Linked DNA regions of Homo sapiens: region 1 is linked to region 2. A link is an interaction called in ENCODE POLR2A ChIA-PET data of the cell type or tissue named here. Cell type or tissue: GM12878. All regions are shown on one strand. Each heading gives the region's core, and the rest is flanking DNA. Links, peaks and the distances in the headings are about the cores only. Region 1 holds the start of GCM1 (glial cells missing transcription factor 1). Region 2 overlaps LOC124901332 (a long non-coding RNA gene).

Region 1 (16,499 bases), core at 4,955-8,954, 95 kb before region 2:
GTTCAAGACCAGCCTGGGCAACACAGTGAGACCACGTCTCTACTAAAAAAACAAAACAAAACAAAATTTGAGTGTACTTTCCTCTAATATTGGACTGTAAAAAACTACTGGTGCACTTGAATTATTCCAGTATAAAACACAGTTGTCAGGATAGCAGAGATGAGGGCAAGGTAGACTTAGAGGAAAGCTGAGATTTTCATGCTTTAAAGGTGAGTGGCCACTTTAGGCTGGTCAGAGCCATAGATCCCATGAACCAGAAGGAGCGGAATGTATTTGTGAGAACATCTCAGATGTTCTGATTAAAGCAAAGACTCCTTGCCTGTAGAGGAAGAGATGATCTTTATCATCCTTTAAGCTTTTTTCTGACAGTCCCTCCACTGGTACCTTAGTTTTCCAGTTCTATTAATAATGCAGTAATGGCCAGGTGCAGTGGCTCACCCCTGTAATCCCAGCACTTTGGGAGGCCAAGGTGGGTGGATCACTTGAAGCCAGGAGTTCAAGACCAGACTGGCTAACATGGCGAAACCCCATCTCTATCAAAAATACAAAAATTAGCCAGGCATGGTGGCACATGCCTGTTATCCCAGTTACTCAGGAGGCTGAGGCAAAAGAATCGCTTGAACCTGGGAGGCAGAGATTGCAGTGAGCCGAGATCATGCCGCTGCACTCCAGCTTGGGTGACAGAGTGCTTTGTCTCAAAAAAAAAAAAAAAAAAAAAGCAGTAATAATTTGGACAACGTATGGACTGAGAACATTACTAGGAGTAAATATACTCACATCAAGCTAGTCTCTGGGCCATTTATTCATGCCTAGTCTTTGACCTGGACATTTAGTAGGGTCTTTGATGTCTTTTTACACTGAAATTAAGAGAAAACCCAGATCTCAATAATGCAGAGGAACCCAAGTGTCAGATGGATGACTGTGATTTCTGAAACCTGTTAAACCAAGACCTCAGAGAAGTAAAATTTAATAAGAAACAATAATCATTTCTTCATCATGTTTAGCGAATCCCCACAAAATACTTTCTTCTTTTTAGATCCTTTGTTTGTTTTAATTTCTAACTTTTCATGAGTAACTCTTTGTTTTTCCTCTTAGTTAAGAAGTTTATAATTGAAAGGGAATATTTCTGAGGTTTCCAACATGTAGACCTAGCTAATTTGTATTTGATTATCTCCTGGGTAACATCACTGGGGGGTTAACTGATATTTCTATGACTTCTGGGTATAATTTTTTACTAACAGATTTAATCCTCTAACTCAATCAAAATTTTTGTAGCTCTATGCACTTCTAGAACACCCTTCATACTCACCTCATTCTAACTTATTCAACTACTTGAAGTTTTCAGAGGTTATCTGAAGAAATGAAGTATGTATTGTTATATAAAACTAATCAATTAAAATACAAATTCTGAAATAAAGTATCAAAAATATCTACATTATCATATGATCATATTATGAAATTGATTTTCTTTTGGAATATAGTCTGCTCTTGCATAAAGTAAATATCTTCCAGGTTTTCATTAATTATATAAATAGCTTATTCATTACTTATAAATAAATATTTCTAAATAGAACAGGAATATCAAACAAACATACTTTAAAGCAAATTATATAGAGGTACAAAAATCAGATATTATGGAAAACAGGAAAAAAAACCTTCAACCAATGTTTTGATTTACATACAACTTTTCAGGAACTTATCTCTTCTGGGCCAACTGGAAATAAAACTCCAAGTGTTACCAAGGAAAAAAATTGAATTCAACAAAATGCTTTTGTGTTTGTTCAAGAATTACTCCTTAGGGCAGGCATGGTGGGGAATGTCTGTAATCCCAGCTACCCAGTAGGCTAAGGCAGAAGGTTGCTTGAGCTCGGGAGTTCAAGACCAGCCTAGGCAAGATAGTAAGACCCCCATCTCAAAAAAAAAAAAAAAAAAAAAGGGGGAATTACTGATTACTCTTTAGACTAATCCTGGTATTTCTTAGTCAAGAGATCAAGACTCAGGACAGGCCAGGCGCGGTGGCTCAGGCCTGTAATCCCGGCACTTTGGGAAGCTGAGGTGGGCAGATCACGAGGTCAGGAGATCAAGAACATCCTGATCTTGAAACCCCATCTCTACTAAAAATACCAAAAATTAGCCAGCCATGGTGGCACATGCCTGTAGTCCCAGCTACACGGGAGGCTGAGACAGGAGAATCGCTTGAACCCGGGAGGCAGAGGTTGCAGTGAGCTGGGATCACACCATTGCACTCCAGCCTGGGCGACAGAGTGAGACTCCGTCTAAAAAAATAAATAAATAAATAAAATAAGACTCAGGACAAAGTTCCTTATTTACTCTGAAAACACTAAGTTATGCCAAGTTACCTCAGCTTTCAAACCCCGTCTGTCTTCTCTTTTCGCTTCCCTTTTCCCTCCACCCAGCTAAGCAAGGGACCTGCTGCAGGGTACCAGCAGATGCAATAATGCTCCTATCTGTATCACACCAGAAGCACAGAGTGGCAGAAGAATTCTGGTCCAAATAGCAGAGGCCCCAGTGATCATGGGAGCCCATATAGGTAGAGCTCTCAGGGAAGTTCAAATGACCCTTGAGGTCAAGGAGAATGTCTGGCAAAGGGGGCAAAGTCACAGGAATCCCCATCAGAACAATGACAACGTGACCTGCTCATACAGGGGATAATAATTGACAAGAAATCCACAATCTGGTTTACCTGTTAGCTCCCTAGCACCAAGACACATCTGAGTACTACAACTGGCTTGTTCTGATTACATGTGGCCACATGGATTCACAGAGAGAGCTCAAATATTCATGTTTGATCACAATTTGGGGCTTATCTTTTGCAGAGACAAAGGAAGTTTGGCTGGCTAAAATCATAGTCCAGGAATGAACTAATCAGAACTGTGGCCCCTTTGCAGTTGACTTTACTATTCTATACTAGAGAATGTTCTCTCTACCAAAAAAAAAAAAAAAAAGTACTTAAACCTTGTAATTTTGTGAGTTAATGGCTTGGGGTGGCTTTGGCCATGGGTTTAATTTGCAAACTGCTCAGTGTGTAGGAACAAAATGATCCAGGGTGTTTGCTGGCTGTGGTGCTATTGGCACAACCTGAACTGAGAGAAACTGGCTGGTATTTGAAACAGAGTGGATATTCTCCTCTTGCTAGTGAAATGGGTACTATTTAAGAGAAAAAGGAACTGAATTTCTTCCCAATTTTCAACCAGAAGAAAATAATTCTTAGAGATTCAAAGTTCTCTCAAGTATTACAATCAGTACTAATGAGAGTGTGACACTCTCCAGGACCATGTAATCCACATTTTAAATCAAGACTAAATCAACACCAGACTTTTGCTGCTTGGATCAAGCAAACCTTAAAGCAATTAGATTTCACCTTTCCAAGTACAAATAATGACATAAATAATAGATGGTTGATCTAATTTTTTTTTCCTCTAACCTTACACAAACTCTTCTGGCCTTGCTCCCCATGCCAGAGTCATGTTGAACTGCACACTCCTTTCAAACTCCTCTAGCATTTTTCTACATGGCATTGATTCTCTATTTAGGCAGTAATCTTGTTCCACTAGCCCAGAAGATCATGAGCATTTCCACAGAAGTTAACATAGCTTAATGGCCCCAGTATCCCTGAGCCTACTACAGTGTCTCCTGCATTTAAGTTTCTCAAAAATGTCTGATATCTTAGTAAGGACATCACTGCTCACTGTTGTCAAAATTAACCCATAAACCTTGATGTATCTGAACTAGTTAAAGACACATGGAGTTTCTCAGACCAGAAGATGCAACTGGTATTTGGGTAATCATTTTGAAACTTGAAGGGCCGGGTGCGGTGGCTCACACCTGTAATCCCAGCACTTTGGGAGGCCAAGGTGGGTGGATCACGAGGTCGGGAGATCGAGACCATCCTGGCTAACACGGTGAAACCCTGTCTCTACTAAAAATACAAAAAATTAGCCGGACACGGTGGCAGGTGCAAGTAGTCCCAGCTACTTGGGAGGCTGAGGCAGGAGAATGGTGTGAACCCGGGAGGTGGAGCTTGCAGTGAGCCGAGATAGTGCTACTGCACTCCAGCCTGGGCAGCAGAGCGAGACTCTGTCTGAAAAAGAAAGAAAGAAAGAAAGAAAGAAACTTGAAGCCCGGGTGCAATGGTTCATGCCTGTGATCCTAGTATTTTGGGAGGCCAAGGTGGGCAGAACTCTTGAGTCCTGGGGTTCGAGACCAGCCTGGGCAACATGGCAAAACCCCATCTCTACTAAAAAGACAAATAATTAGTTGGGTGTGGGGTGCACGCCTGTAGTCCCCACTATTCTAGAGGCTGGGTTGAGAGAATCACCTAAGCCCGGGAATTCAAGGCTGTGGTGAGCTATGATTGCGCCACTGCACTCCAGCTTGGGTAATGAGAGTGAGACCCTGAAAAAAAAAAAAAAAAAAAAAAAAAAAAAAAAAAAAAAAAACAGAAAGAAAAAGAAAGAAAGAAGGAAGGAAGGAGAGAGAAAGAAACTTGAAACTTGAAGCATGTGAAAGGATAAACAGAAAAGGAATTTTCCTACGTGTTGTATAACTAATAATTCTGGCAAGAATATAAAATTATGAAATATAAACTATAAATGATCTAGATCGATGGGACAGAGAGTGAAATTAGAGAAATTTATAATCATAACAAGCCATTGCATTTGATCCTTTAAACCACATTTGTTAAATGCCAAAAAAGGTAGTCTGGGGAACATCAACCCCTGAAGGGCTTCAGGAAAAAAGTTTCATGGTCAAAAATAAGTTGGGGTAATACTGCCTAATACAGCCTCCTTCGGAGAGCCACCAATGCACAGGATGGTGAAAAAGACTCCAAGCCTGCAGTCAAGAAATCTGTTTATCCTTGTTGAACTTCGTATTGCTCTTTTTCTTTCTTCACAGTACCTATTAAAATTCCATGTAACTTGTACTCTACAGAATATATTTAGGGAACACTATTCTAAACATCTTAGAGACTGAGGCAGGATATGTGGAGAATTCCTATTTTCATTCTACAGGAGGTAACTAAGACTTAAGAAAATCAATTTCTCCAGGCTCACACAGATTCTAAACAATGGAGCCATTCATTAATGAATTCCATATTCAACATTTGTTGTTTCATACACGTCAGGCACTGTGCTAGGCACAAGGCTGACATTTCTAGAATTCTAGACTATTAGAACTAATAGGTACATACCAGACCATTTGGCGCAACCCCCTCATTTTCAGAGAGGAAAGGAAGTTTCAGAAAAGGTAAACAACTCAAGGATCTCCAAAAAAAAAAAAAAAAAAAAAAAAAAAAAAAAAGGAGATGGAACTAGAATTCAAATCTGGGGCATTTTTCTCCAAGTCCTGTACTTTTCATAATACACCCCTCTGTCTCTGGATATGCTCACACAATATAAACAATATAAAATCTAATGTCTGGAAATCTTTCCAAGAGCTCAAGTGTTTCTTGGTCTGATGACAAAGCTAGCATTAAACCCAGACGAGGATGGTATTCTCTCTACTCAGAAAATACTAAGGAATATTTGCATTTTAAATCATTTCCCCGACATATTTAACAAATTGGAAGACAGCTATTTCCGTGAGCAATCTTAGTACTTTTTAATGAACTATAAATACATTTCTAAAACCAAATGTGCATTTTTTGCTATACATTTCTCAGTTTAATGTCATGGGTAGCTGCAAACACTTTCATTTTTGGAAATTCATGTTGGAACATGAACTTTTATGAGCCTCAAGTTTCCCTATAGGAAAGAGGTCTTCATCTCTTGTTTATGGATCTGATGAAGAATCCTGTCCCAGAAAAAATTGCCAGTTAAGACACAGTGTCACCACCATTTCATGGGGTTCTCAAACTCACTAAAACTCTTGCTCTAGAATGTGACATTGTAAAGTCTTCTACATATCTGTTTACTTCAACTCTTGATTTCGTGTCTCTCCAACTTCTATTTGGGTGTTGCAATCATGAAGTTAGAAAAAGGTGAAAATATGGGTCCTGGAGCCAAGAGAAATTAAAGTTTACTTTAAAGTTTCCCTACAACAGTGACAATAATTGTAATACTAATTAAGAGCAACAACAAACACAAATCCCTAAAATCGATATTTGCATGATTTAACTGTGGTTTCTAGAACCATTTGTAAATGGATGGAAAGTGGGGCACACTTTCTGTTCTCCAGCTCTGTCCCAAGATCTACGAAGAGAGGATACAGATGTGGGGTCGGGGGTGGTGAGAGGGGTAGAGGGGGTGGGGTTGGAAGTTAAGGAAAAGCATAAAGAGAAACAAAAGGAAGTCTTCGTTAGAAATTCTGGAACAGTTACAAAGATAGAGGAATCTCTATTCCCTCTCCCCTGCTTCTGATAACTCAAATTCCTTATTACCCAGAATCAGGCAGACTGGATTGACTTTTTCATGACTTGGTACTGGTGGTGTCCAGTCCTAGCCTTCTAGTCACCTTTTCAAACAACTTCTAGTGAGAGCATCTTAAATGTTAACAAAGGAAGTCAAAGAAGTAAACAGTGATACATGTTGAAAATCAGTATTCAACAACCAATGTGTGCCTATAATTCCAGCTACTTGAGAAGGTGAGACGGAAGGGTTGTTCGTGGCCAGTAGTTTGAGACCAACTTGGGCAACATTGTGAGACCCTCCTCTCAAAAACATTTTTTTTTCAATTAGCCAGGAGTGGTGGCACATGCCTGTGGTCTCAGCTTCTAAGGAGGCTGAGGCAGGAGGATCACTTGAGCCCAGGAAATTGAAACTGCAGTGAGCTATGATGGTATCACTGCACTCTGGCCCAGGAGACCAGGCAAACCCATCTAAAAAAAAAAAAAAAAAGTCAGTTGCCAAAGAAAATGTGAAATGAAGTCACTATTTCAGTGCATGTATGGTATTTCCAAAATAGGAGGAGAAGAGGCCAGGCTGTTTATGCCTGTAATCCCAGCACTTTGGGAGGCAGAAGCGAGTGATTGCTTGAGCCCAGGAGTTCAGGACCAGCCTGGGCAACATAGCAAAGCCCTGACTCTACACACACACACACACAAGTACAAAAATTAGCTGGGTGTGCCTGTGGTCCCAGGTAGGCAGGGAGATCACTTGAGCCCAGGAGTTCAAGACCAGCCCGGGCAACATGGCAAAACCCCATCTCTACAAAAAATACAAAAATTAGCTGGGCTTGTTGGCGTGTGCCTATGGTCCCAGCTACTTGGGAGGTTGAGGTGAGAGAATCACTTGAACTCGGGAGGCTGAGGCTGTAGTAAGCTGAGATAGCACTACTGCACTCCAACCTAGTTGACAGAGCCAGACCCTACCTCAAAAAAAAAAAAAAAAAAGTAGAGGAAGAAGAAAGAAAAGAAAAGAAAGAAAGAAAGAAAATGAAAAGAAAGAGAGAGAGAAAGAAAGAAAAAAAGAAAGAAAGAAAAAAGGAAGAAGGCAGGAAGGCAAGGCAAGGCGAAGGAAAGGGAAGAAAGAAGAGGAAAAAGAAAAAAGGAAGAAGAGCATGCTGTATTCCACAAGAGAACAATATCATCTGGATTCCAGCACATTCCATTTAGACATGAATCTGAGTTAAAACTATCACTATAGCAAATAAGGTTGTATGAGGACTTGTGCATAACAAAGAGTCAATTTATGGCCAAATAAATCATCACGGATTTTATCATACTGTCTAGCCAGAGTGAGTGCAACCTGAGTTACGCCAACTTTGAAAGAGAAGGGAAGTAGAAATTTCTTTGCATCAGTCTCTAAGTGTGGGAGTCTGGTAAGTAAAGACACACTCAAATCATAGGTCTTGCCATCTCTTCTTAAAATCCCTCAGTCGGCTGTCTAGCTGAAACTCTAGGGGAGAGGAATTTACCCAGCTGGAATCCTCACCAATTTCCTTCCAGGTCTCCGCATGTTAATAGTCAAGACTTCACAGCCCAATGTTGAAGGCAGATTTTTATAGCAAGTACATACCTGTGGCAGTTTCACATCATTAATATCCCAGCTTAATATCTCTTTGTCTTCAGAATCAAAGTCGTCAGGTTCCATGATAAGGTCAGGCCAGCCAAGGTTTTCACCTATTCGACTCCCCTCAGAAATGCTTGAGAATTTTGTTCTCAAAGGTTCTTGATATAGCTGGATCGGCCCACTCAAGCACCTTGGACCAGGAGATTGTTTTCTAGGGCTAAAAAAATAAGTTATATTAGTATTGGCCATTAAAGAGATTTAAAAAAAAACCCCAATGCTCCTCTGCCAGAAAAACCTGTTTCACTGACATTTTTGCAAGTACCAACATACTAGTAAAAAACAAAACATAGGAGCCATAAGTGATTTTACTTAAAACTTGGCCATCGGGAATTAGAAGCGTGTGATCACTGCTTTCACCCTTGGGTTTGGGCTTGCTTTCTCATTGCAAGATCCAGGTTGTGAAGGCCTTAGCAGAGACAGTTGTCATCTGTAACCAATGGCTAGGACTTTTCCTGCTAGGGCAGGAGGATACTGGCTTGGAGTTGTTTCCATAGAAATGCCTTTATAAATTAGCTAATGTGTGGTTGAAGCTGCAAGAGGGGAACATCACACTGAATTTATCTAGGAAAATACATATATGTTTTATATATATATATATATATATATTTTTTTTTTTTTTTTTTTTTGAGATGGAGTCTCACTTCTTCACCCAGGCTGGAGTGCAATGGAGTGATCTCGGCTTACTGCAACCTCTGCCTCTTGGGTTCAAGCAACTCTCCTGCCTCAGCCTCCCCAGTAGCTGGGATTACAGGCATGTGCCACCACGCACAGCTGATTTTTGTATTTTTAGTAGAGATGGGGTTTCACTCTGCTGGCCAGCCTGGTCTCGAACTCCTGACCTCAAGTGATCTACCCGCCTCGGACTCCCAAAGTGTTGGGATTACAGGCGTGAGCCACCGCACCCGGCCAGAAAAAAAATATATTTGAAAATCCAAATCACTGTAAGGATTAGGTTTGGTCTCTGCAATAAATCCTGTGCGCACGATATATCTTCAAATATTATCAACTAATATGCTTATATCTGATTAATCTGAAACAGGGTTTCTTAAGTTTGGCACTATTGACATTTTGGACCAGATAATTCTTTGTTGTGGGGAGCTTTTTTCATGTTGTAGACTGTTTGGCAGCATCCCTGGTCTCTACCCATTAGGTGCTAGCAGCCTGTAATCCCAATACTTTGGGAGGCCAAGACACATGTATCACTTAAGTCTATGAGTTCAAGACCAGCCTGAGAAACATGCAGAAACCGTGTTTATACAAGAAGTACAAATCACTAGCTGGGCATGGTGGTGCACACCTGTAGTCCCAGCTACTTTGGGAGGCTGAGGTGGAGGATTACCCGAGCCCAGGAGGTTGAGGCTGCAGTGAGCCAAGATTGTGTCACTGCATGCCAGCCTGGGTGACAGAGTGAGACCTTGTCTCAAAAAATAAATAAATGAATGAATGAATAAATAAATAAATGAATGAATAAATAAAAGTTTGTTCAAATGGCATTTCTTCCCTCACGAGAAATAGTGCTCTAATTTCTAACTATAATTGGTTAAAGGAGGTTTACCAAGAAAAAAAGAAAGAAAATTTGAAGTGTTCTACCCTGAGGAAAAAAATGAATAATTTTGCAGATGAAAGCTACTTGTTAGTACGATATGAAGTGAAACATGTTCACATGTATAACATTTCATTTATTGGTACTCTTATAAAAACAAGAGACATAATGATGTTATGTAGAGCTATTTAATAGCGAACTCAAACTATAAGGTAGATTAATAGTCTAAGCTTTGGCGAGACCCATGAACTCTTTTCTTTAGTTTTTATTGTTTTTTTTTTTTTTTTTTTTTTAATGGAGTCTTACTCTTATCACCCAGGCTGGAGTGCAGTGGCGCAATCTCAGCTCACCATAGCCTCCACCTCTGGGGCTCCAGTGATTCTTTTACCTCAGCCTCCCAAGTAGCTGGGATTACAGGCACGCACCACCACACCCAGCTAATTTTTGTATTTTCAGTAGAGATGGGGTTTCACCATGTTGACCAGGCCGGTCTTGAACTCCTTTCCTCAGGTGATCCATACGTCTCTGTCTCCCAAAGTGCTGGGATTACAGGCATGAGCCACTGTGCCCGGCCTGTTCTTTAGTTATTTAGTGTTATATAATCCTAATACTTGTCAATCACTGAACTCTACCAAGGGAAAGTGTATGTATATAAAAGACCGTTGACCTGAACATAAGAATGAAGTTCCTTTTTTCTTTTTTGTGTGTGCTCTAGATGTCCAGAGAAATTTCTCTAGTAACAAACTATAGAAATGATCCCTGAAAGTATAGTCTTTATAAATAAAGTTCTTGACCATTAAATGACAAGCTAATCAGAGTCTCTTCCTGTCTGTTCCACATACCCATACTGAGCTACAACCTAGTGGTTGCAGAGCACGAAGTTTCTGTTCCCCAACTGAATGTTGATTTTCAAGACTAAATCCTCATGGATTTTAAGTAAAATTCTATGTTTAGGAAAGAAACATTGTGTTACTGAAGAAATGATGCCGCAAATTGACTCTAATTCAAAGGACTTAAATAACAGGTATAGAAGATGCAGATACCAAGCAGCAGTTCCGTGTACTTACCCTGAACAGTAACGATATTGTCTCTGATGGTGCAAATTTTGTTATAACTAATTGGAATAGATCTACTTTTTAAAAACCTTGGCAAATAAGATTCATATTTTCAAAAATCAAAAACATTGTTATAAAGCCTAGGCAATATAGACATAATTATTTTGTTTTTAAATTAAGGGAAGAATAATAAAGAAAATTTTATTACAGAACAACTATGTTACATTTTAGATTTTTCTCTCGATATTAACATTTGCTAAGCGAATGAGCATTAATTTAATATTTCCCTAAAAGTTAAGAACAAAACATAGAAAAGAAGAAAAAACCATTTTACAGCCCTTAAGTAAACTCTGTTTTCCTCTTCTAGGATTGAAAAACTACACTTGTCAAGACTCCTTTTTTTAAAGCAACTTGCGCAAAGTATATTCAATTTTCATCATTTCTACAGAAAAATGAACTAGAACAAATGAAACCCTGTAGGAATAGAGTGGTCGTTGCCACATCCCTTACATTTGCCTCTCCACGGGATTTCTGGCTTTCTTACCTTCTAACTTCTTACGGAGAAGCAGACAGCACTGTGTCGTGAAAATCTTACTGCTGGTTCAAGTCCCAGCAGGCTCTGGTCATTTTCTGAGCAGACGCTGTTCCCTATTCCAGGTCAGGGTACACTATGCTAATGAGTTCTGGCAATGGTCCAATCAAAATCTAGATGCTCTAGGCTCTGGATAGGTAAGAGCAGCCTGGGAGTCACTTAACCAGCCTGATTCTTCCCAGAATGCCAGCAATGTGATGAATATTCTATGATGTGTCTCTGAACTTCCCCCTCCCTTTATGTTATGAGGACATTTGAACTAAAATGGACATTGAAAAGAACCTCATAAGGAAGTACAGATGTTTTTCTTCTTGTGATGTTACAGGTTGGGCCCCAGGCAGACGATTCACAGTAGGTCCTAATTCTCCCACTATTTACCCGGCAGGTAATAGTTCTCTCTCATGTGTGCAAGAGAGAGAAGACAGACAGACAGAGATAGAGAGATATTATGGTGAGGAAATTTACTGGAATAGACAGTGGATAGCCAACATCCTCTATACCAGAAATACTGAAATGCTATCTTAACCCTAGCAATAATGTCCCACTAATTCTAAGTGTTCTGATCCCCTAAAAATATACAATTCTTGGCCGGGCGTGGTGGCTCACACCTGTAATCCTAGCACTTTGGGAGGCCGATGTGGGCGGATCACAAGGTTGGGAGTTCAAAACCAGCCTGGCCAAGATGGTGAAACCCCGTCTCTACTAGAAATACAAAAATTAGCCAGGTGTGGTGGCGAGCGCCTGTAATCCCAGCTATTTGGGAGACTGAGGCAGAGAATTGCTTGAACCCGGGAAGCGGAGGTTGCGTGAGCTGAGATTGCGTCACTGCAGTCAAGCCTGGGTGACAGAGCGAGGCTCCATCTCAAAAAAACAAAAACAAAACAAAACAAAACAACAAAAAAAAACGAACAAACAAAAACCAATTATTTCTTCTAGAGATACCCTCAGTGCTATTCTTCCTTTTAGAGACATCCGCAGTACAGCCTAAATCAGTTCAGTTCATATGTTTTGTTCTAGGTAGTCTGCCAGGCCTTGGCAACACAAGAGAGAATGAAAGCCATTAAGAAGTTCATTCTAGTAGAAAAGATGATTAAAGCTACTAAATAAGGCCGATTTAATTTGATGTATAGAATAAAAGTAATATAAATGAGAAGGCTATTAAGCTGGAGGGAGGAGAACCAAAGGAAACCCACCAAAATAATGCTCGATGAGCCTTTTGAAGGACAAATAGATATTTATCAAGGCGTGAAGGACTGGAAGAGGGTGTTTCGGGGAGTGACAATATCCTGGACAACATGACGAGGGATCAGTACCTGTCAGGAAGGTCCAGACTTTCAAGGATGAGGCTTAGGAGGCAGAGATGAGAAGGCGAGAAGGCAAAAGGCTTGGAAAGCCTCATAGTTGCATTCGGCGGCCCCTAATAGATTTCTCATTCGTCTTTCAGTTCATGAACAAATTCCTTTCCTGCCTGAAGTTTAAGACCCTGCTTCATCTTTTTTTTTTTTTGAAACGGAGTTTTGCTCTTGTTGCCCAGGCTGGAGTGTAATTGCACTATCTCGGCTCACCACAACCTCTGCCTCCCGAGTTCAGGCGATTCTCCTGCCTCAGCCTCCTGAGTAGCTGGGATTACAGGCGCACACCACCACGCTCGGCTAATTTTGTATTTTTAGTAGAGATGGGGTTTCTCCATGTTGGTCAGGCTAGTCTTGAATTCCCGAACTCAGGTGATCCACCCGCCTCGGCCTCCCAAAGTGCTGGGATTACAGGCGTTAGCCACCACGCCTGACCAACCCTGCTTGATCTTATTGTACTTTATCTGGCCAGTCTTGGTCTCCTCTCTGTAATCCCTTTGTTGGTCAGGAGGACATTTCTCCATCCATCAGATACATTGTATCAGGACAAAGCCTAAAATTATGCCAGCTGGTGAAAGAGGATGTCTACAGGGTCTAGGTCCAGAATCACAAGCGGAGTAAAGAGTGGATTTAGTGTCGACAGGCAATAAGTCAATCACTGGCACACCTGTTGTGCTTATTCACTTACTTAGGTCTATTCTCTAGTGTATTTTTCACATCCATATATCTGAACCCTGTCTACCCTTCAGGATCCCCAAAATGCCACCTCCTTATGAGAGCTTCCCACACTATTCAAGAACACATGATTCCTCATTTCTGTGATGCTCTTTTGTTTCTTTTTTGAGACAAGGTCTTACTCTGTCACCCAGGCTGGAGCACAGTGGTGTGATTATGGCTCACTATGGTCTCGCTTTCCTGGGCTCAAGTGATCCTCCCGCCTCAGCATCCCAAGTAGCTGGGGCTACAGGTGCTCACCACCACGTCCCGCTAATTTTTGTATTTTTTGTAAAGATGGGACTTCACCATGTTGTCTAGGCTGGTCTTGAATTCCTGGGCTCAAGAAATCGCCTGCCTTGGCCTCCCAAATTGCCGGAACTACAGGTATGAGCCACGGTGCCTGGCCATGTTGAACTCTTAACTGTGAATTATATGCTGTCTTGTATCACTTGGATCTAACAGTGTTTTTAAATTACAAAATAAATTCATGATTTATAAAAAAGTCATATTCTCATCTCCCATAGGTTTCCACTGTTAACATGTCAGGCATGTCCTTTCAAACTTTTGTTTTCCCATATCTTTTTGTTCCCATATAGAACAAAAGATATTATTTTTATTTGCAATCCTATTTTACGTGATATTGCCTTTAGTTGTTTTGTTTTGTTTGTTTGGTTGATTGGTTTTGTTTTGCTTTTTTTGGAGATACGGTTTCCCTGTGTGGTCCAGGGTAGACTCAAACTCCTAGGTTCAAGTCATTCTCCCCACTGAGCCTCCCAAGCAGCTGGGACTCCAGGTGCCCGCCACCACATCAGGCTATTGCTTTTCATTGTTGATGAGTGTTGGTTCTGGCTCCCCAGTGAGGCTGCTAGTTCTTTCACGGCCAAGTTGGGATCTTCTACTTTCCCTCTCCTCATAGAAAGACTTGCTGAGTTTCCAGCAGCAACATCACAGCCATCCTTGTCCCAAGCACCAACCCTACTCGGACACAGGAGGGCGCTGAGAAGCTCTGCCTTCACACTCTGATAGAGGTGTGACATGATGTCCAGACTAGTAAGGGTATTTTTGCTTTCTTGAGGCCAAGGTCCCAACTTATTACCCAAATTCTCCTAATTGTTTTTGTTTTGTTTTGTTTTTTGACACAGGGTCTTGCTCTGTCCCCCAGACTGGAGTGCAGTGGCACAATCTCAGCTCACTGTAGCCTCCTCTTCCCAGGCTCAACCTATCCTCCCACCTCAGCCTCCCAAGTAGCTGGGACCACAGGCACATGCTACCACACTCAGCTAATTTTAAAAACTTTTTGTAGAGACAGGGTCTCACTGTGTTGCCAGGCTGGGCTCGAACTCCTGGGATCCAGTGATCCACTGCCTCAGCCTCCCAAAGTGCTGAGATTATAGGCGTGAGCCACCTTACCTGGCCAAATTCTCCTAATTGGATCTCTGTCATTGTTATTAATAACAATAATCATAGTAGCTTCCCTTGACTGCACATTTACAATGAATCAGGCGCCATGCTTAATCACCTGTCTGTATTATCACTCTTGATCCATACAGCATCCCTATCAGATAGATACTATTTTTATTATGCCTCCTTTGTGGAGAAGGAGATCAAGGCTCAGACAAATAGCTTTACACAGAAATGTAAGTAGCAGAGCTGGGGTAGAACTCAGAGACATGCCTGTTGACCACGGTACTGCATGAAGAGCCCTATGTGTTCAGCATCTGGAGTCTTTGTCTCCACTCCTATAAAATCTGAGTTCTACATCACTCTTTCCACCCTGTGCCTCCTCCCCTAGAGACAGGAATCCTGCCTTAAGCCAGGTGGCTAGAGGCCCTATTACTTGGTAACTGACCTCAACCACTAATGATTGGATTTCTCAGTATCTCTACTTTTGCATTCCCTGACACTCTGAGGCCTGCCTATTGAGATCATTCTGGTTTTTTTTTCATCAATAGTGGTGCTTTAGGCATTTTAAGCAGGATAATTATTTGGGTCAGACTGTCCCATGCACAGAATTCCCAGACGCAAGATGCCAGCAACATCCCAGTCACAATATCAACCATAACCCACACCTTCATATTTCTACATGTTCGGGAACCAGGGAGGGAGCAGTATTGTGCTGCCTTTGGTTTGGGGTGACCATGCCAGACTCTCAGGGCTGACAAGTTTGCCTAGACTATTGCCTGCGGTTTCCAATTCACAGCCTAAAAGATACCTTGTTCTACCTAATGGATGAACTTCTACACTTACAGTTCTATCCTTCTGGTATCTACCCTATCTAGTTTCAGCCATTTGCCCAGTTCTTCTACTGTGGACTTTTTTTTTTTTTTTCAAGACAGAGTCTTGCTCTGTCACTCAGGCTGGAGTGCAGTGGCGCAATCTCGGCTCACTGCAACCTCCGTCTCCCGGGTTCAAGCGATTCTTGTGCCTCAGCCTCCTGAGTAGCTGGGGCTACAGGCGCATGCCACCACGCCCAGCTAATTTTTGTATATTTAGTAGAGATGGGGATTCGTCATGTTGTCCAGGCTGGTCTCGAACTCCTGACCTCAGGTGATCCACCCACCTCAGCCTCCCAAAGTGCTGGGATTACAAGCGTGAGCCACTGTGCCCAGCCATTCTATTGTGGACTTTTATTTATCATTTATTATGTATCCGGCATTTTTCCAAACATTTAGTTCTCACAACCACTTCATGAAATTAATATAAATTTTTAGTTGTTGTACATATTTGCTGGGTACATATGATATTTTGGCTACATGCATAGAATGTGTAATGATCAAGTCAGAGAATTTGGGGTGTCCCTCACCTTGAGTATTTACTGTTTCACATGTTGGGAGTATTTCAAGTCCTCTCTTCTAGCTATTTTGCAACATACAATACATTGTTATTAACTATAGTCATCGTACTCTGCTACTGAATATATTAAGAAATATATGGAATGCTTCACTGACTTGCATGCCATCCTTGTACAGAAGCCATGCTAACCTTCTCCATATCATTCCAATTTTAGCGTATGTGCTAAAGGGAGTACTGGTATTATTAAGCTATATAAGTATGAAATTAGTATAAGGAAACCGAGGCACAGAGAGGTAAAGTAGCTTGATGTTTACAAGGTGGTGTAACCAAACTTTTGGCATCAGCAAATTGACATAGGTCAAAGGAAAAATATGAACTGGAGAAGAATGATGTTAAAAGTCATTTCCTTCGTGGGAG
Region 2 (16,499 bases), core at 7,700-11,699:
CAGATGCTTAATGAGAGATTTGGTATCAAGAAAGATTATTTATTTATTTATTTTGAGATGAGTCTCACTCTGTGGCCCAGGCTGGAGTGCAGTAGCGCAATCTTGGCTCACTGCAACCTCTGCCTCCTGGGTTCAAGCAATTCTCCTGCCTCAGCCTCCCAAGTAGCTGGGATTACAGGCGCCTGCTACCATGCCCGGCTAATTTTTAAATTTTCAGTAGAGACAGGTTTCACCATGTTGGCCAGGCTAGTCTGGAACTCCTGACCTCAAGTCGTCTGTCCGCCTCAGCCTCCCAAAGTGCTGGGATTTTATAGGTGTGAGCCACCAGGCCTGGCCTCAAGAACGATTTCAAAGGTTTGGTTTACTATCCCATCTTTTCACCTCCAAAGAACTATACAATGTGAACTATGTTATTCTGACTCCCCCTAAGTGAGAATGGGACTGGACTTCCCCCAGTCCTCTGATTATCCTAGTCCCAAACATTTTTTTCCAGAGCCTACAATGCCCGAGGCACTGGCCTAGGCACTGGGGACACAGTGTCAAATCTCAATAGATTCACCTCATTCCCTGACCTCATTGGAGATAAGGTTCTTGTGAGGAAGACAGCTTATCACACAACTAACTCGTGATAAATGTTGTGAAGCAGACATTAAAGAGGCAACGAGAGAAGTGATCTTCAGCTGAAGTAGAGGTGATATTGAGCTTTAGTGATCTTCAGCTGAAGTGGAGGTGATATTGAGCTTTAGTGATCTTCAGCTGAAGTGGAGGTGATATTGAGCTTTAGCATGTGAACAAGGTTCCCAACATTGTGTCATGGCAGTGGTTTTCAAGTTGTACTTTCTAGAAGCATTTTTGGACCTCTAAGGAAGAGTGGGGAAAGGGGAAAAGGACTGACAGCTCAAAGTAGGGTAGGGTTGAGAGGCAATAGATTTATTTACCCAAGCATTGGAGACTTACTTTCTCTGAGTATCATAGCTGCAGCAGGAGGTGGGATGAATTTGCAACATCTGAAAGCAAAAAGATTTGAGAGTTGCTCATAAGGGAATAAATAAATACAATCTGATATTCCCTGGTTTCGTGTCACCAGCTTATCTATAAACTTACAAACGTCTTATGATTCCTGGAACCTCTCCTGGTCTCTGGCACCCACAGCTTCAACTCCAATTTCCCGGGGTTGCTGGGTGCTTACCCCCAAAAGCCCAGCTGCATCAGGACACTCTGTCGTATCGAAATGGAAGAATGTCCTGGTAGAGCTGAAGCTCTGCTTCTACTGTCTCATGCCGCAACAGCTACAAGTCCTGCTCCCTCCAGAAAGCCATGCTTGCTAGTTAGGTCTTCTTTCTCCACCTCTCTCAGGAAGGGGGTTTAAAACAAGAGGAGATGCTAGACAGTCTCTTTGTTAATAACAACCACTGCTATTTATTGCATGCTTACTGTGTCCCAGTATTTTATTTTTAATATCACAACAATCCCATGAGGAAAGAAATATTAGCTCTGGATCCTAGATGTGAAACCCGAGGTTCAGAAAAGTTATGAATCTTGCCCAAATTTATACTGCTCATAAGTGACAGTGCCAGGTGTGAGCCCTTTGTGTGTGCTCCAAACCATTCAGTGAAAAAAGCAAGAAGTCAGCTGGGCGTGGTGGCTTACACCTCTAATCCCAGCACTTTGAGAGGCTGTGGCGGGCAGATCATGAGGTCAGGAGTTCGAGACCAGCCTGGTCAACATAGCGAAACCCTGCCTCTATTAAAAATACAAAAATTAGCCAGGCATGGTGGCACACACCTGCAGTCCCAGCTACTCAGGAGGCTGAGGCAGGAGAATCACTTGAACCTGGGAGGCAGAGGTTGCAGTGAGCTGAGATCATGCCACTGCACTCCAGCCTGGGTGACAGAGCAAGACTCCATCTCAAAAAAAAAAAAAAAGGCAAGAAGTCTTAGACCACTTCTCTAGTGGTAGGCACAGAGTCATTCAGATAAGGCCATTAAAAAAGAAGGTGGAAGGGGAAGATGAGTTAGTACTTGAAATTCTGCTGTCTTGACACAAATAGCCTATCCCGAAATGATAAATGTATTTGTTAATGGAATTTACCCATTTTATACATCGCACATGTTTTGTATGTGGTGTTGAGCATAAAGGTCTTCATTATGAGTCAGGAAATGTAAGTTCCACTTCCAATATGAGCTGTGTCGCTGTCACAAATGGCTTTATTATTCAAAATTTTCAGACCACAGTTTCCGTCTTCATTTGACTGAGAATAATTCAACGACAGAGAATGTTCTAGTCTCCTTTGTGTCTCTAGTATCTAGTACAGGCCCCAAAATGTTTCAGGGTGGAATGGCTAGGGAAGGAGGAGAATAAAGGAGGAAGAGATTTATCTTGTAACATCTGTCCTGATGTTAGCAATATTAATTAAAACAGTTTGCAGGTTTTGTTGAAAAGGTCTGTTGTCCATCTTGGTGGCAAACTAGGAGGAAATGGTATCTAGCAAAGGCCTCTTTGGCATAAAGGGCACAGAATGTGAAACTGACATGTACACACAATGGGATGCCTTCCTTTGGCCACCCTTCGTTTCCCCTTGTTCTTTCCGAAGCAACTGACACCACAAAATGAGAAGAGGTGGAACGGGAGAACGGCTCGCAACAATGACTTACCTGGCTGCTTCCTTTTCAGTTACCTTTGTGGACAGACACAAGAATGCAGAGGCCAGAGCTGCCCTAACACAATGTGGAATTGTGAGCTAGTTTTGTGCCACTAAATATTCTTTGTGCCACTATATATTCTTCAGTGTCCTCAATTCTTTTTACCTTTGCAGAGCTAACTCTTATTTTAGGGTTGTGCCAGGATTTAAACTGGGAGCATCAGCTGCAGAGGGCAAAGGAGTCAAGCTAATAAGCTCTCCAATTCTGCTTCTTGCAGACTGCTTCAGTTTTGAAGGAGAAGTCGTCATTTTTAGAATTCTTACTTGCGTTCACCCTGTACCCTGAATGATTAACTCCTAGTGTGTCCCTTAAGTTTAACCCATATTCCCCCTCTGCTCCTAGGAATGTGAGCACGCTTTCCACTCAGTGACCAGGATTTTAAAAAACTATTTTCAATCTGCCTCCTCTTCCTCTACCCATTTCCCCAATTGCAGCCCTTACCCTCCACCCCTCTCCTATTAAACTCATGTCCATTCAATCTCCAGACTTGTTGGGGGAAGTGGCAGCATTGTAAGATAAACCTTAAGCAATTATTAGTATTTATTTATTTATTTTGAGACGGAGTCTCTCTCTTTCGCCCAGGCTGGAGTGCAGTGGCGTGATCTTGGCTGCAAGCTCCGCCTCCGGGGTTCAAACGATTTTTCTGCCTCAGCCTCCCAAGTAGCTAGGACTACAGGCGCACGCCACCATGCCTAGCTAATTTTTGTATTTTTAGTAGAGATGGGATTTCGTCATATTGGCCAGGCTGATATCGAACTCCTGACCTCGTGATCTGCCCACCTCGGCCTCCCAAGGTGCTGGGATTACAAGCGTGAGCCACTTGCACCCGGCCTATTTTTTTCTTTATCTTAAGTTCCAGGGTACATGTGCAGGATGTGCAGGTTTGTTACATAGGTACACATATGCTATGGTGGTTTGCTGCACCTATCAACCCATCGCCTAGGTATTAAGCCCCACATGCACTAGCTGTTTTTCCTGGTGCTCTCCCACCTCCGGCACCCCAGCCTGAAGTTATTATTAAAGTTCAGTTTAACTCTTGTGGTGTCTACAAAGCGTGACTTTGTTGAGTCTTCAACAGATTGTAGCATTACTCACCTTATGTCATTAAACTGGAGAGGCTGGGGTGATAGGATAAGGGAAGCACACAGCTCAGCATGTGGGGAGTTTATTTAAAACTCTTGTGTCTTTCATTGACTAGGCAGATGAAGTCATTGCTGACATATAAATCAACAAAATACTTTTAAAATGTAACTTTCTTTCGTGGTTTGTTATAATAAATTACCCCTGACTACTCTTTAAAAAAATCACAAAGAGAAAATTATAATTTTCCTTCATCAAGTTCAATACTTGTGAGCGTCTTTCAGGTAAATTAAGAGGAAAAATACATACAAATAGTTACATTTTGGAAATATTTGCACCTAAAACAACAGAATATGTTCTATGGGAGTAATAAGTAGTTCCTAATGTTGATTTATCTAAATGTATTATTTCTTTTTTTTAATAATGTGACTATGATGACCAGGAAAGGAGCCAAAAAAAAAAAAAAGGTTTGAAAATAAATGAAAATAAATGCAAAACCTTAAGTGGTGCACACCTGTAATCCCAGCAATTGCGGGCGGGGGAGGTGGGGCAGTGGCTGAGGCTGGAGAATGGCTTGAGCCCAGGAGTTTGAGACCAACCTGAGCAACATAGTAAGATCCTGTCTCTTTAAAAAAGAAATAAATCGGCCAGACATGGTGGTTCATACCTGTAATTCCAGCACTTTGGGAGGCCAAGGTGGGCAGACCACCTGAGGTCAGGAGTTTAAGACCAGCCTGGCCAACATGGTGAAACCCTGTGTCTACTAAAAATACCAAAATTAGCTGGGCGTGGTGGCGGGCGCCTGTAATCCCAGCTACTGGGGAGGCTAAGGCAGGAGAATCGCTTGAACCCAGGAGACAGAGGTTGCAGTGAGCTGAAATCACACCACTGCACTCCAGCCTGGGTGACAGAGCAAGACTCCATCTCAAACAAACAAACAAAAATAAAAGAGAAATAAATAAATAAGGAAAAAAGGAAAAAGAAGAACTTGTGAACTTGCAAAGAAAAATGGTCTCATTTGGTAACACTGCCCAAATTGGGTGATTTTTTTTTTTATTTTATTTTTTAACTTTTTACTGACAAGAGAGATTCTCTGGCACGAACTGAAGGTGCCCTCTCTTCTGGGTGATGTGTATTAACATTGTACTGAGTCTGGTTAGGGTGGCTCTTGACAGGATAATACTTTCTTTTTTATTAAAAATAATTGTATTTAGGCCAAGTGTGGTGGCTCACGCCTGTAATCCCAGCACTTTGGGAGGCTGAGACAGATGGATCACCTGAGTTCAGGAGTTCAAGACCAGCCTGACCAATATGGAGAAACCCCGTCTCTACTAAAAATACAAAATTAGCTGGGCGTGGTGGTGCATGCCTGTAATCCCAGCTACTGAGGAGGCTGAGGCAGGAGAATCACTTGAAACTGGGAGGCAGAGGTTGTGGTGAGCTGAGATCGCACCATTGCACTCCAGCCTGGGCAACAAGAGCAAACCTCAGTCTCAAAAAAAAAAAAAAAGGAAAAAAATTTGTATTTACTTAGAAGCATTCAGAATGTCAACAAAATGTCAACAAAACAGCTGCAACTTTTTTTTTCAATTATAGAGTGGTATTCAGTTAATGGAACAACAATTATTTGGTATAAGCTGCATCAGAGACAACTGAAGATGAAAAAAACTACCATCACCATGTATAACTAATTTGCGCTGTGCACCAAAAAGAACCTGTTTGAAATTTTCATGCCAATTTACAACCCCCATACTTTACCAGGCAAGGTTAGTGGTTATTGAAAATACTAGCAGGGCATGGTGGCGTGTGCCTGTAATCCCAGCTACTCAGGAGGCCGAAGCAGGGAAATCGCTTGAACCCAGGAGGCAGAGGATGGAGTGAGCCAAGATGGTGCCATTGCACTCCAGCCTGGGTGACAGAGGAGACTCAGTCTCAAAATATAAAAAGAAAAAAATACCACCAAGACATCGCTATCTAAAGAAACATTTCGGTAATGTGTTAATTATACAAAAAAATAGAATGTATGGTTTAAAAACAAATTTTACACAGCCTTACATTTCATTTTTTTTCTTTAAAAGGAGTGAGTTGTGTACAGGCGGGCTAAATGCTTTACAGACAAGAAAAAAAAAAACTAGAACCAACTTATTCATTATCATTGTCTTCTTCATCTTCATCTCTTTATCTTCCCCCTCCTCACCCTCTTCATTTTCCTCAGCTTCCTCCTCTTTTTCTTGCTTTTTTTCAGCCTTGACAACTCCCTTTTTTGCTGCATCAGGCTTTCCTTTAGCTCGATATGCAGCAAGACCCTTTTCGCATTTTTCCTTCGGCTTTGCAGCCTTCTTCTCCTAAGGCTGCTTGTCACCTGCAGCAGTGTCATTCCACATCTCTCCCAGTCTCTTCGCAGCATCACCAATGGACAGGCCAGGATGTTTTGGGCAATACTCAGAACAGAATAGAAAAAAAGGCTGAAGGAGGCCTCTTGGGTGCCTTGGGATCCTTGAACTTCTTTCTTGTCTCCCCTTTAGAAGGGATATAGATTTTCATTTCTCTTTCATTATGGGCCTTGTCCGCCTTTGCCGTATCTTCAAATTTTCCTTTCTCTTTAGCAGACATGGTCTTCCACCTCTCTAAGCACTTCTTAGAAAACTCTGAGAAGTTGACCTAAGCATCTGGATGCTTCTTCTTATGCTCCTCCTGACAAGTTTGCACAAAAATGCGTACGATGACATTTCGCCTCTTGGCTTCTTAGGATCTCCTTTGCTCATGTTGAGTAATTTTTCCTCAGTGAGGCACAGAGTCGCCCAGTGCCTGTCTGGCTTTCACTTTCCCTGGTGCTGTCTCTATCGAGAGGATAATAATTTAAAAGTTGTAAATAAGCATGTCTTATCCTTCAGTTCTCTAAAGCAGGTTTTACATGAAATCTGAATCTGACTGAGAATGTTACTGTTCATTCTTTTCAAAGTTCCAAGTAGACAAGCCACAAAAGCAATTTCTCAGTTTCTTTGGTATGGCTCATGCAAATAAAAACTGGTGGCTAAGACCTAAAGAACAGTTTTAATCTCTGAAATACCGATGACTTCAGGCAGAAGCACAGATGGGTAGGAAGAGGGAGGCAAGGGGAGAGATTTCTCTCCCATGATCATGTTGTCCCAAAAAGGGTCCTTGTGTACAGTTTATAAGGTCACATGTTGACACAATGGTTGTTAAGACCTTGATGAAAAGAGTCAGAGGAAGCCAGTGTGAAATACTCAATGACATATCAGTGGTGAGGCCTTGAGGCATATAAAGAAGGTCATCAAAGTTTGCCATCTCTTTTATCTGCTCTTGCCCACCTCTGCCTAGATGTTACAAATGAAGGAAATATTTGTTGAGAATATATTTATCTGAATGCACTACGTGAATAACGAGAATGTTGGAAGAATGTATGACGGTATATATTGGCTCTTTCAATATTAAGGACCTCGTATAGTCCTTTACTAATCTTAAGGCTTGTCCAAAAAAGATTAAACAAATACACAAAAACAGCCTCCTCCCTCCTACAGTAAACCCAAATAAATCTGATCAGCTTGAAATTATTTCTACAATAGCTCTCACGGCTATCAGGATTTAGTCTGATCTCCTGGCAAAGCCAACCCAGCCCCGCATGAGCCCCCGACCCTCTGCCTCCATCCTTCTCATTCCCCCCGCTGACCCCACCCCCGCCCCCCGCCATGTTAACTGTGAGGTCCTTGACATGCACGCTCCCGCCTCACACCTCCAAGCCTTTCTTTCTCCTGTTCCCTTTACCTCCATGTCTGTCTACTCTCACCTGTCCTTCCACATTTAGTTCCGACATCACCTCCTCCTGAAGGCTTTCCTGCACTGTCTCCTTGCTCACACCAAGACTGGTGCCTCGCCAGTGTGTGGCCATGCATGCTGTCCAGGACTCCAGCACAGGGTTCTACTGAATGGAAACCTTTTTTCTTTTCCTGTTTACTGTTTCTTGTTGTTGTTGTTGTTGAGAGAGTCTCGCTCTGTCACCCGGGCTGGAGTGCAGTGGTGCGATCTCAGCTCACTGCAGCCTCCATCTCCCTGGTTCAAGCGATTCTCCTGCCTCAGCCTCCCAAGTAGCTGGGATTACAGGCATGTGCCACCACACCCGGCTAATTTTTGTATTTTTAGTAGAGATAGGGTTTCACCATGTTGGTCAGGCTGGTCTCGAACTCCTGACCTCAGGTGATCCACCCACCTTGGCCTCCCAAAGTACTGGGATTACAGGTGCGAGTGACTGCACCCAGCCTCCTGTTTACTGTTTCTTTTCTCGTAATACAAAACCTGTCGGATAGTAAGTGTTTAATGTACATTTGATGAATGAATGGTTTAATCAGAGTTTGTTTCTAATCTTGTTTCCAGCCCACATTAGCTTATTCACCTGTGTGCAAAAGTGGATGAGGACAAATAATTGTTAAATCGTTTGCTTGACTAAGAATGTTTTACTGATAGCAAGTTGGCAATCTGAAAATTAGTGGGAGAAGTAGTGATGGGTACTGAACAGACTGCCAACTTAGATTCTGATTATCTGCTGTGAATCATTTCTTTAACCTTTGAAAGCTTTTAAAATTATTTTTCTGGGTATAATAATAATGTGGCTAACTAAAAATAATGAAGATCATGTTTATTGTAGATGTGTGCTAAACATCCATGTTTTCATCCAAGTGCTACAATTGCAACCCCCACATTACCTCCTTTCCCCACTCTGCCTACTCCTAGCATACATGCGGGCATGCGTGCATGCACACACACACATACACACACACACACACACACCCCTAGACTAAACCTTACCAGATTTAGTCTGGTAAGACACATTTCACCACATTTCCAAAGTTATAATGGATCTTGGAAGGGAAAGCTATGGAAAACAGTGATAGAAACATACTTATCACACAGCGATAGAGCTCCCTTTTGATCTCTTCAAACAAGACAAGAAACAAAGAGCGAAAATCATCTGAGAATTCAAAACTGCTGGACTATTCCCATTGCACCGAGTCATGTGGATCTGTGTCAAGTACACAATCAGTTGCAAGTCAGCTGATAGACAGAAAAGAGTTACTTCAGAAAGATAATCTCAGGGAGCTTATTATACTCCCTTTGAAGTAATGAGTCCAGTGAACTTGAACTGGAGACTTGAAGTCTCTGATTTCTGCTGTCACTGGAAAGGAATTACTTTTTCTTTTTTTTGAGACAGAGTCTCACTTTGTTGTGCAGGCTGGAGTGCAGTGGCGCAATCTTGGCTCACTGCAACCTCTGCCTCCTGGGTTCAAGTGATTCTCCTGCCTCAGCCTCCTGAGTAGCTGGGATTACAGGTGCGCACCACCACGCCCGGCTAATTTTTTGTTTGTTTGTTTGTATTTTTAGTAGAGATGGGGTATCACCATGTTGGTCAGGCTGGTCCCAAACTCCTGACCTCGTGATCTGCCTGCCTAGGCCTCCCAAAGTGCTGAGATTACAGGTGTGAGCCACCATGACCGGCCAGGAATTACTCTTGACAATTTTCTATGTAATTTATTGGAGAATGACAAAAGTGGTTGAAAATATTATTAGCTGGAATCTTGGCCTGTGTTGGTAAACAACAGATAAAAAGTTTTAAGGGTGGAACTTGCAAGTCTAATTACACAACATTAAAAATAAGTCTCCATATCAAACATAATTAGTAGATTTCAGATGAACTTGAGGAACTATTAGAACAACTTACCTAAAGCAGTTTTGTTTCTCAGAAAAATGACGTTATAGATCTGGCCTAGAATTTGGCATAGAAACTTTTCCTACAAGGTATAATGAGAAACAGAATCAAAGCAAGAGTCTTAAGACTCAGTCTTAGTTCTAGTTTGGTCTTTGTGATCCTGGCCAAGTCACTTCAACATGAACTTGGTTTTCTATGTCTACAAAGTAAAAGGGTTGGGCTACTATCGCTGCTGTACTACTACTACTGATCTATTTGTGCTGGATTATTCTATATCCAGATAAATGAGGCCAAGTGTTTCTGGCATCACCAACCACCATTTAAACAAATAGCATCCCCTCCATAGGGGAGGAGGCTGCACACATCTGCTGCTCTCCACCCTGAGAATGTGGATGAATTCCAATCAGCAGCCACCACCTGACTGATTTGCCCACAGCCTGCTCTGGGTCCATTGGCTGGGAGGCTTCTGGAGGCAGCTGGGTCATGTCATCCCAACCCAAACTGGTGATGTGAAAGAACAGTCACATGTGTGAGCAGGTGCATAACCCATTCTCAGGAGGGAGAATGGAGTGAAGGAACAGTGGTTTAGGTAATGACTCATTCAGGTTATTCATTCTGTGTGTAAAGCCCAAGGCCCTCCAACTGGCCCTGACCTACCTGCCCCGACTCTTCTGCTTTCCCGACACCTTCTCTGGGCCTCTATTGCCCTTCTCGCTAGTGCAGCTGGCCCCTTGATGGCTTATATAGAAGATAATGTACCTAAGTCATTCGTCACCCCAACCCTTGTGCATAGGTTTTCCTTGTTGCCAGAACCTGGATTTTGTTCAAGGGTGTCCCCAGCCCTATGTGATCAAGTGAAGAACTCTTAAGCTTCATCCCCAAAGGAAAACTGATCACTATGCTCCCATTGGTTATTGGCCTAAGCCAATCACTGCACTCCCATTGATAATCGGTCTAAACCAATAACTGTGCTCCCATTGGTCTAAACCAATAACAGCGCTCAACTGCGCTGTCTGTATGAGATGCTTGCAATGCTGCTGCCATCTTTTGAAAAAGAGAATGATCAGCTGACAGGCTGAGTGAGCAGAGAAATGAAGAGAATCATCTGGGGCCTGAGTGAGATCACTGGGCTGCTTTGTTAATCTACCCTAGATGCTCTCTACATCTTGAATTCTTGTTATGTGAAATTACAATTTTTTTCTTACTGTTTGAGTCAGAAGCCCAAGGTATCTTGCTATTTTTCACACTGGCACACTGGAGAGGCAACAAGAAACCCCAAGTGGGGTTAGTGGAGGAATCAGTTCCTCCACTTAGAAGCCATTACTGAGGAACAAATTACTTCAAAATTTAGTGGCTTGAAATAACAATAAGCATGTATTGTCTCTGTTTCTGTAGGTTGCAAATTTTGGATCTTTTTGAATGGGAAGTCTGGCTTAGATTCTCTCCTCTCATGAGACTGCAGATGGGTGTGGGCTGGGGCTGCCCTAATCTGAAGGTTCAACTGGGGCTGGTGGGTCTGCTTCCAAGGAGGCCCACTCACTTGGCTGGCCAATGGGGGCTGGCTGTGGTGGGAGGCCTCAGTTCCTCTCCATATGGGCTTCACCACATGGTACTTGAGTGTTCTCTGTTTAAAATATAGGTTTTATTAATATTTAGGTATGGCAAAGCCATCAGATCAGGAATGACTGCTAATAAAAAGATAGTTTGTTATGCTCACAGATCTCAAGAGGAAGGGGTGTGTCACACCAGCCACATGGGGAAGTACCAAGATCAGTCAGGAGGCAGAGGGAGCAGAGTGAAAACAGGGGCACAAACTTTTTTTTTTTGAGATGGAGTCTCGCTCTATTGCCATGCTAGAGTGCAGTGGTGAGATCTTGGCTCACTGCAACCTCTGTCTCCTGAGTTCAAGTGATTCTCCTGCCTCAACTTCCCGAGTAGCTGGGACTACAGGTGTGTGCCACCATACCCAGCTAATTTTTTGTATTTTTAGTAGAAACGGGGTTTCACTGTGTTAGCCAGGGTAGTCTCATTCTCCTGAACTTGTGATCTGCCCGCCCTGGCCTCCCAAAGTGCTGGGATTACAGGCGTGACCCACCGCGCCTGGCCAGGGGCACAAACTTTTATTGTGGTTTCTGTGGGAAGGAATGAGTGAGGGAGGGTAATTGGGCTTTGGATTGAATAGTTTGAATCATTTCAGCAGGCTCTGGGCCATACGGGCTATCCCTAGTTGCCTAGTTCCTACTCCTGGGGTGATTAGGGCAGGTGGATAGTGGCCTGGAGGGTGAGAGCCCATAATGGAGGTGGCAGTGTGTGGGCTCTGGATTGATTGGTTTACATTTGTGACGCACCCTCATGGTTGTTTGCTATTTCTAAAAACTGGCTAGTCCTGGGACAGGCATAAAAATACAAAAATAAAAGACATGGTAAATACATTCTCACAGCATGGTGCTGGCTTTGCCCAGAGTAAGCAATCCAAGAGAGCAAGACAGATGCTGCAAAGTCCTTTATGCTCTCAATTCAGAAGTCACATATTATCCCTGCTGAACTCTACACAGACCAGTCCTAATTCAACATGGGAGTAGACTATGCAAATAAATACCTAAGAGGTGAAGATCACTGGGGGCCATCTTGGAGGCTGGGTATTACACATCTGGCAAGTTCCTTGACCTCCAAATGTCAGTGTCTTCACTTAAAAAAGATGGCAATAATATTATGTTACTTTGACTTCTAAGTTGAAAGCGAACAGAAAGTGACTCTGGCTTGCTTAGGCAAAAGAGGAATTTATTGAATCAGTTTTGGACAATTCACACAATAGAAGGGAAGGCTATAGAACCAGGCTTAGCAGAACCTAAGGGAGCTCAGGGAGCAGGGAAAGTCATGCAGGGCAAAGCCTCAGGGTTGGTCTGGTTGGGAAACTGATGTTGACATCAACTGCACTGGCCACCGGATATTGTGGCCAGAGCTAAATGCTCAGCACCACTGCTGCTGAGCAACTCTCAATCGCCTCTGTGCCCTGAAGCTTCCACAGTGTGGGGAGAGTGGAGAAAGGAGGACCAGGTCCCTTCTGCTTCTGGGATTACAGCATATGTCCGCTACAAATATGGGCTTCATGGGATTCACCAAAAATATATGAGCACCTTCCTTGGAAAATCGAGAATGCTCAGTAATGGTTGGTTGCTTAATAGAAAGGAGAAAGCAGATACCGTGGGATGGAATAGAGTGAGTTTGGAGATCTCAAGTTGAGAGTGAGAATAAAGCATGCTCATTACATTTCCAGCCACACTGAGCATTTCTAATCGCACTCTTACCTTGTCTTCACTCCTATGCACATTTGCAAATTCTTAAATTGCTGAGATTTGTACAAATCTTATCTATATACTCTATCCAGTGAACCAAGTTGGAGGCAAGGGAACAGTATGTTATTAAGAAAAGGTAAAGTGAAAGCCTCCTGTGAAAATTGCAATACTGGCTGGGAGCAGTGGCTCATGCTTGTAATCCCAGCACTTTGGGAGAATGAGGTGGGCAGATTAATTGAGGTCAGGAGTTCAAGACTCCTGCTTGGGCAACATAGTGAAACCATGTCTCTACTAAAAATACAAAAATTAGCCAGGTGTGGTGGCGCACGCCTGTAATCCCAGCTACTCGGGAGACCGAGGCAGGAGAATCGCTTGAGTCCAGGTGGCAAAGGTTGCAGTGAGCTGAGATCACACCACCGCACTCCAGCCTGGGCAGCCGAGTGAGACTCCATCTCAAAGCAAAGCAAAGTGTAGAGAAAAGAAAATTGCAACACTAGCCTCTTGGTACCTTGACATGAACCACAATTAACCACACTCTTTAAGTGGTGGTAGCTTCCATTTCTGTCACTGTTACCTTCATAGTACTTTTTTTTTTTTTTTGAGACAGAGTTGCTCCTTCTGCTCACTGCAACCTCCACCTCCTGGGTTCAAGCGATTCTCCTGCCTCAGCCTCCCGAGTAGCTGGGACTACAGGCACATGCCACCATGCCTGGCTAATTTTTTGTATTTTTAGTAGAGACGGGGTTTCACCGTGTTAACCAGGAAGGTCTCGATCTCCTGACCTCGTGATCCGCCCACCTCGGCCTCCCAAAGTGCTGGGATTACAGGCGTGAGCCACCACACCTGGCCCCTTTATAGTACTTCTATCTCAGTTTGAATTTCCAAGGCAAAGCCAGACACCTTTTCTCACAAAGCCTGTGCTCTGTTGTTAGGTGTGGGCATGAGTCTTGCTGTTCAAACTCAACTATTTCATTCAAAGTGACCTTTCGTGGGTTTACAAATTCATTGAGGTTGAATGTGTAACTAAATTCTAAAATGTTAGTTCTAAACTAAGTTCTAAAATGGTTCTAAAAAGTTCGTATGTAAGGAGCACCAGGAGGGCTTGCTGAAACACCAGTTGCTGGGCCCCACCCCTGGAGTCTCAGGTTCAGCAGGTCTAGGGCGAGGTCGGAGGATGTGCACTTCTAATACGTTCCCAGGTGGTGCTGAGGCTGCTGGTCTGGGGGCCACATTGAGAAACACTGACTTGAATGACTTGATGCTGTTGCTGGCCTGCTTTGTAAACTTCTTAGACCCTATCCAGTAATTGCCTTTCTTTTCTTTTCTTTTCTCTTTTCTTTTTCTTTTTTTTTTTTTTTGAGACAGAGTTTCACTCTTGTTGCCCAGGGTGGAGTGCAATGGTGATATCTTGGCTCAGTGCAACTTCCGCCTCCTGGGTTCAAGTGATTCTCCTACCTCAGCCTCCAAAGTAGCTGCGATTACAGGCATGTGGCACCACACCTGGCTAATTTTTTTGTATTTTTAGTAGAGACAGGGTTTTACCATGTTGGCCAGGCTGGTCTCGAACTCCTGACCTCAAGTGATCCACCCATCTCAGCCACCGCACCCAGCCAGTAATTGCCATTCATAAAGAAAGCCAAGATGACACCTACAGAGCAAAATTATGTGATATTCAGGAATAAACACTGAAACATTATTTTGATTAGAATAATAGCTGCACGGAACAGAAACTTAGCTATAAGAGCTTAAGCAAATAACAGTTTGTTTTTCTTACATTCCCAAGAAGACTAGAAGCTGTGATAGGCTGGTGAAATGACTTCACCTCATCAGGGGTCAAGGCTCTTGCTAACTTTCTCTTCTGTCATCCTTGGTAAATGATCTTTGTCCTCATGGTCACAAGATGGCTGCTGCATCTCCATGTATTGCCTCTGCACTCTAGGCAGGAAAATGAATGATGAAGAAAAATGCATGTATGAGCTTTTCTGAAAGTCCCTCTAGAGACTTCTGTTCCCATCTCATGGGTTAGAACTATGTCACATGGCCACACCAAGCTTCAAGGGAGCCTCAGCACTCATTGACCCACATAAAATGGGGTTCCCGTCGATGAGAAAGGAAGGAAGAATGGGTGGTAATCAGCAGGCTCTGGGATGCACTCACCTGCTTGACTCCCAAAGGGTCACATTGCGTACTCAGGCCAGAGCCACCTACAGTGCTAAACCAGCCACGCAACAAGTGAAAGGGACAGAGAAAAGACATGAAGCCACTTCTGTACTAGCATTTCTTGCCTCCTGCTAATGGGTGTTATATGAAAAGGGAAAACTGAACTAGAACTTCTTTACTATAGACTTCTGAGAAGTTTTATTAAGCTTATGTATGTGATGACATTCCAAGGCAGGAACAAACATACTGCATTTTCCAAGCTTATTTGACCACAGAGGCTTTTTAAAAATTTTTCTGGAGCATCTCTCTGAACTACATTCCATGGAAATTTTTGCCAGAAAACCTTGATATATACAGTGTCAACTATCAGTGTGTTTTTTAAGACTCCTTACGAGAAAAAAAGCCAAGTATGTTCTTCTTACATCAGTGAGATAGTTCTACTTTTTTTAAGGGGAAGGAAATGAAAATAGGAACAGTTTGTGAGTCAGGGCGGGGGGTGTGATACCAGCCTGCCACCTGAGAACCATGCAACCTTGACAGGCCTGGTGGCCTCCCTAGAGTCTCCTGTGGTTTTTTTTTTTTTTTTTTTCTGTGAGACAGAGTCACCCAGGCTGGAGTGCAGTGGTGCGATCTCGGCTTACTGCAACCTCTGCCTCCCGGGTTCAAGTGATTCTCCTGTCTCAGCCTCCAGACTAGCTGGGATTACAGGTGCGTGCTACCACACCTGGCTGATTTTTGTATTTTTAGTAGAGATGGGGTTTCGCCATGTTGGCCAGGCTTGTCTTGAATTCCTGACCTCAGGTGATCCGCCCCCCCTTGGCCTCCCAAAGTGCTGGGATTACAGACATAATCTACCACGCCCGGCCAGAGTCTTCTGTTCTTACTTGCAAAACAAGATCTGTAGGCAAGCACCAGGATGCATCCCAATAAACCAAAATTCTGCAACTTCACAGCTCCTAGAAAGATCAAGAAGGGATGCCTGAATCAATCTTTGGTAATGGGAGATAGAGGATATATGCCCTCCTGTTGGGCGACAGAGTGAAACCCCGTCTCAAACACTGGAGATGGACTCTCGGGGTTTTGACATGTTGGCCAGGCTGGTCTTGAACTCCTGACCTCAGGTGATCCGCCTGCCTTGGCCTCCCAAAGTGCTGGGAGCACAGGTGTGAGCCACCACACCAGGCCTGGTTCTCCCCTTTTAAGGGCTCATGCATTCTATTAAGCTCACCTAGATAATTTAGGATAATCCCCCCATCTCATCACATCTGCAAAGTCCCCTTTGCCATATAAGGTAACATATCTACAAGTTCTAGGAATTAGGACATGGACATCTTGGGACTCATGGGCATTCTGTCTACCATGCAGATGAAATCTATTGTTTAAAGAAGTATAAACAGTGTTGGGAAACTGAAGACTATAACAAAAAATTCAAATTAGGCTTAATAGTATGTGAGACAAGCAGTACAAAAGGTAGAGAAGGTTTATGTGAGAAAAGAAAAGAAAAAAAAACCCAAGAAAGGAGATCAATTACAATACAAG

What was found. Peaks named below come from ENCODE experiments on the same cell type or tissue, not always from the same donor. Only the 100,000 strongest peaks of a DNase experiment are listed, where the experiment ranks them.
Region 1: POLR2A ChIA-PET joins it to region 2 with 6 read pairs; 2 of 35 experiments call an interaction of 5 or more read pairs at or near these places.

Annotation. Positions count from the first base shown.
Region 1 is chr6:53,137,582-53,154,080 of GRCh38, forward strand. It overlaps GCM1 (glial cells missing transcription factor 1), which reads right to left and starts at 11,260. Exons shown (of 6, transcript NM_003643.4): 1 at 11,173-11,260; 2 at 7,977-8,187. The coding sequence starts at 8,051. It also overlaps the pseudogene LOC124901513 and the pseudogene RNU6-464P. In GM12878, for the core only: no CTCF peak of the experiment used is centred there; no DNase peak of the experiment used is centred there.
Region 2 is chr6:53,229,697-53,246,195 of GRCh38, forward strand. It overlaps LOC124901332 (a long non-coding RNA gene), which reads right to left. Exons shown (of 4, transcript XR_007059612.1): 2 at 15,845-15,916; 3 at 14,575-14,735; 4 at 14,349-14,448. It also overlaps the pseudogene HMGB1P20. Among named protein-coding and RNA genes, the nearest start is that of MIR5685, 39 kb to the right of the region's middle. In GM12878, for the core only: no CTCF peak of the experiment used is centred there; a DNase peak (open chromatin) is centred at 10,045.